Regions from separate parts of the Mus musculus genome. Here region 2 is linked to region 1. A link is a loop called in an ENCODE intact Hi-C map of the cell type or tissue named here. Cell type or tissue: heart. All regions are shown on one strand.

Region 1 (2,500 bases):
AAGCGTGGGTCTGGACTCCCAGCATCCTTCAGTCTGTGTAGGTTCATTCTCTATTGCTCCATCAGACGCCTGCAATTTTAAAGGGCTGATTTCTCTGAGTGAGAGAGTGCGGGTAGAAAGGAGACCTTCGCGTAGTAGAGCACCGTGAAGCTGCGGTGTGACGCTCTCCCACAGAGCCTATTTCCCTGTTTGGATAACGGCAATTTATTATTCCATTGCCTTTAAAGATGGAGTCCATCATTCCGATTAATTTAACTGGGGAAATGTATGCATGTGATCTAATGGAGCAAACAGGCATGGGGAATGATTTTAGTCAGACTGCCCGGAATGGTCTTATTTTAACACAGTACATAATGGCCTCTGCTCACTTAGTAGCCAATTGTTAAACGAGGTGGCCAAGGAAACTGAGTCTGGCCAGGCAGAGAAGAGGCTGGTCCTATCTCTAGTTCTGCTGTAGGCTCCACCCTTGCTCCCAGGTGCCCCCAGCTGAGTCTGAAAATAGGGTCCTGGTTTCTGGGTGTCTGACTATTCCGGGTGGCTTCTGCAGTCAGCCTTGTTATGGACAAGGAAACTGAGGCGACAGGGACTCTCACCTGCCTAAGTCACCACGTCGAAACAGAACATTGACTGGAGGTGGAGTTCTCAGTTCCGGGGCCAGCACCTAACTGCCTTGCCACAGAGCTTTGAACAGTCTGTGAGATGAAAGGGCCCTCTACTGGAAGGGGGAGCATAAAACACTCACAGAGTCCTCACTATAGAGGCTGCGCTTAATCAGACAGTCAGGGAAAGGCTTGCATTGGGAAACAGAAGGAAGACACGCAAAACCCCGGTAAAGAGTGATTACCAGAGGCTGAGATAGAATACATACAGAATTAAAGCACTAGCTCAGTATGCGTAAGACTCTGGCTATATCCCAGGAGGTACAGGAATATAAGAGGAAAAACTGCAGGTAAGGTAGCTCGTGCCTGTTGATCCCAGCATTTGGGCAATGGAAGCAGGGGTATCAGGAGTTCAAGGTCACCCTCTGCTACACAGCAAATTCCAGGTCAGCCTGGCTGGAAAAACTAAGAGTGAGAGGAGATTGGAAAATGACAGAGGAAAAGAAAAGAAAACTGTTAGAGCCTTGAGGTTCCAAGATTGGCGCAAGACACACTATGCCTGCCGGAAACCAGCTTTCTTCCACGGGGACGTCAATACCGCGATGTTCCAGAAGGTGGTGCCAGTGTTTCCTAAACCAGCTCAGCACCTCCGGTAGCACTCTTTACCCTTATCCCATCCTTTGTGGGTAGCTTTGGTTTTAAACAGAAAAAGCCTTCGCCTCAACCCCAGGCTGTGGGGAAAACACGCCCTCTGCTGGCGGACTCAGACCGTGTGTGTGTGTGTGTGTGTGTGTGTGTGTGTGTGTGTGCGCGCGCGCGCGCGTACAGTGCACCCAAGCTGTGCTTTGACAGGAGGATCTGGAGACAGGGAGGTTGAAGGGAACCCAGACCTGGGAGCAAGCCCAACTTCTCTCAGCCAAGGCTCTCTGAATAGATGGTTGTTATTTTAGTCCCTACTGCACAGGCCAGAAATGAAGCTCAGACAGGACGCAGCCTGCTAAGGTGGCAGGCCCATCCAGAGCGAGGCTGGCAAGCCTGGTCTTCCCAGCCTGCTGTCAACAACCCACAAAGCTCCTTGTGTACCCAGTAGTCAGTGCGTTCAGAATGTCACCAGAGGGGGATGACGGAAAAATCCCAGTGCTAATTTGTCTTCGTAGTGTTTGCTTTTGTCCTGAAGGCGGAAGCTGATCCTATTAATTGAGGGTTTCAATTAGTTGCACTCAGGCTAACTCTAGGTTTAGTGCGATCCCTTCCCCTTCCCGATCCCCCAGTGACGAAGTGCCTGTAATCTCCGAGGCTTAATATCCTTTACAGGAACTGTGAATAAGCTTGAGTTTTAGGAAGAGGAAGGCAGTGAAAAAGGAGGCCTCTCATTCCAAGGTCCTTAGTCCCACCCTGCAGTGTCATCCACTGGCTAAAGCTTTAGATGTTAAAGATCAGGCTGAACGTGAAATCTGTCTCTCTGTCTCTGTGTCTCTCTCTCCTCCCTCTCTCTCTCTCTCCTCTCTCTCTTTCTCTCTTTCTCTCTGTTTCTCTTTGTATCTCTCCTCTCTTCTCTCTCTTTCTGTCTCTCGCTTTCTCTGTGTGTCTCTCTGTCTGTCTCTGTCTCTCTGTGTGTCTTTCTCTCTCTTTTCCCTTTCTCGCTGTATCTTGCTGTCTCTGTCGCTCTCTGTGTCTCTCTGTCTCTCTCATCTCTTCTCTCTCCTTTCTCTCTTTCTCTCTCTGTCTCTGGCTCTCTGTCTGTCTCTGCATCTCTCTCATCTCTGTGTGTCTCGCTGTCTCTGCCTTTCTGTATCTCTCTCCTCTTTTCTCTCCCTGTCACATCCTACTTCCCCAGTCTCCCACTCTCTCTTCTCTCTATCCCTTTGTCCATTCCTTCCATCTTAATCTCTTTCCCTCAC
Region 2 (2,500 bases), 130 kb after region 1:
GTTTCATTGCTGTGAAGACACCACAACCAAGGTGACTCTTATAAGGACAACATTTAATTGGGGCTGGCTTACAGGTTTAGAGGTTCAGTCCATTATCATCAAGGATGGAATATGGCAGCATCCAGGCAGGCATGATGCAGGAGGAGCTGAGAGTTCTACATCTTCATCTGAAGGCTGCTAGAAGACTGACTGCCTCCCATGTGGTTAGGAGGAGGGTCTTATTGCCCATCCCTACAGTGGCACACCTCCTCCAACAAGGCCACACTTACTCCAACAAGGCCACATCTACTCCAACAAGGCCCCACCTCCTAATAGTGCTATTCCCTGGGCCAAGTATATTCAAACCACCACACCCACTAAGAGTGATCCCCCTTCACATGAACTAAGGACCTTAGTCTATCTACATAAATCCCTGTGCCATATAGAACACTGTCACAGGAGTCATACCTATTCTGCCCACAGCTTTTATCTCCACTCAAGGAGAAGGAATAATTCAGGATCACGGTCAGGTTGGAACTTTGCCCATCCCAGATGACAATTATACCTCTCTGGACAACGCCTAGAACAAGCTGTCTGCAATGCTTTCTCTTTCCCATCTGGAAAATTTTCTGAGTTTGAAATGGATCTGGTTGTTGAAAGAAAGGGTCCGTTAACACATGGTTTCCCAGCACAATGATGGACACTCCCTCTGGGACTAAACTAATTCTTGACTCATCCTTGGATCTACTCTACTCTTGACTCATCCCTAGATCTAATCTAAAGACCACCAATGGCACAGACATTCCAGAGGGCTGGTGAGGGTACTGGTGTGGCTAAGCATCAGTCACTACCTTAGGGTTCTTGTCCTAGGGAAGTGAGGTGCTGAAGATGCCCAGAATGATAATAGAACAGACTGGGTTACACACACGATAGGCAGCATGAAGGGAACATGTCTGCGCAGAATGCCTCTTCTCTCAGTCCCTTCATGGCTCCAGTCATGCACTCCCGAGTCTTATGCACTATCCAGCTTCCTGTCTTCAATGCTTCAGTAACTGGATGCTAGCATATGTTAAAGATGACAGGAATGGAAGCGTGGGGGAGGGAAGTCATTCCAGTTTCTATCTACATTTGTTGGGCAGAAGATTTAAAATTTTTATTTTTCTCAGCTGTCCTTTTATCACCTAGGGCCTTGTTGTTAACTAGCACATTTTTTCTTTTAGGCTATTTGTGGTAGATCCTTGAAAGGACCCAGGATGAGGTATGTGCAGCTCCCCAAGAGATAGATATTCCTGAAGATCCCTTTACAAACGACTTTGTCCCCCTCACTCCAACTTGGAGCCAATGTGAGGTGTCATTTCATGGCTGATCCTAAAATGTCTGGGAATTTTAGGTGAATAGTAGGTTTAGTCCAGAGGTTTTTGGTCTAAACAGATCTTTATCAGTTCTGGAGTTATTATAATAAGTCAGCAGTTCTCAGCAGAAGGGTTCTTTTGATCTTTGGGTCTGTAGAGTGCTGACTTCTTTTTTTTTTTTTTTTTTGTCACAACAAGAGGTCACTGCTGGCATCTAGTGGTGGAGGCCTGGGATGTTTCTGTCATGGCATGGCACTCCAGATGGCCTCCAGAACTGAGTATCCAATGTCAAACACCAACAGAGTTTAGTTTGAGAAACCTTGAATTGAACCAGCCCAGGCTATGTGACCTTCATCAAGGCAAAGCTGTTCTCTCTGAACTGGGATACCCTCCCACCTCTCTGTGCCCCTCACCAAATCAGGACAAGCAATTCCAGCTGACCTTGGAGGCCTGCCTGCCTTGGGCATAAATTCACCAGGCTGGGTTGGAGGCCTAGGGACATATTGCTGCCTTGATCTCTTGCCATGCTGAGTCCTAGGCGTTCCAAGTATTTACCATCCTCTGCAAGACTGAATTCTCACTCACAGAGGTGAGCCAGGGGCATCACAGGGTGCCAGTGCTGTGTGTGTTCAGTGAATGATTTGACGGAGAGGGAGAGGGAGAGGGAGAGGGAGAGGAGGGAGAGGGAGAGGGAGAGGGAGAGGGAGAGGGAGAAGGCAACTTGGTTAGATTTCTGCTGATCTTTCCAATTTAAGGTAGAAACCCAAAGCTTGACCCTAATGTGCCTTGGTCAGATACAGTACAATCTTCTGCCTTTCTATTGGACATTTCTGGATCAAAGAAATAAATGGTGGGGGAGGGTGGCAAAGCATTTTACTTTTCCTTAGAAAGAAAAGGAAGTTGTAGATTGTGAAACCCATTGATTTATAGTGTTTCTCTTCCCTCCTATCTCTGGGTAGAGAAATGGAACTTACTTTTCTTGCCCTGTGACTTTAGGTGTGGTTCCGTGGCTTTAGGCTAAACTCAACTACGTGAAATGATTTATCTGCAGTGTGTCCTTGAGTGTATGACTTAGCTTTTGCCTCAGTTTCCTTATCTGTCAAGTGGAGATTACAGTCCTGCCTACAGACTGGGTTACTGTGATAATCAAATGGGTAAATATTTACCAG

The links. Peaks named below come from ENCODE experiments on the same cell type or tissue, not always from the same donor. Only the 100,000 strongest peaks of a DNase experiment are listed, where the experiment ranks them.
Region 2: it touches region 1 in a loop (8-fold over the local background); 32 of 42 quality-filtered maps call a loop at or near these places.

Annotation. Positions count from the first base shown.
Region 1 is chr16:95,340,416-95,342,915 of GRCm38, reverse strand. No RefSeq gene overlaps it. Among named protein-coding and RNA genes, the nearest start is that of Gm31641, 82 kb to the right of the region's middle. In heart, a CTCF peak has its summit at 1,208 (motif pointing right); a DNase peak (open chromatin) is centred at 1,485; H3K4me3 peaks cover 611 bases; H3K27ac peaks cover 1,187 bases.
Region 2 is chr16:95,208,419-95,210,918 of GRCm38, reverse strand. The region is part of intron 3 of Gm31641 (predicted gene, 31641); the gene reads left to right. Among named protein-coding and RNA genes, the nearest start is that of Gm31754, 31 kb to the left of the region's middle. In heart, a CTCF peak has its summit at 1,561 (motif pointing left); no DNase peak of the experiment used is centred here.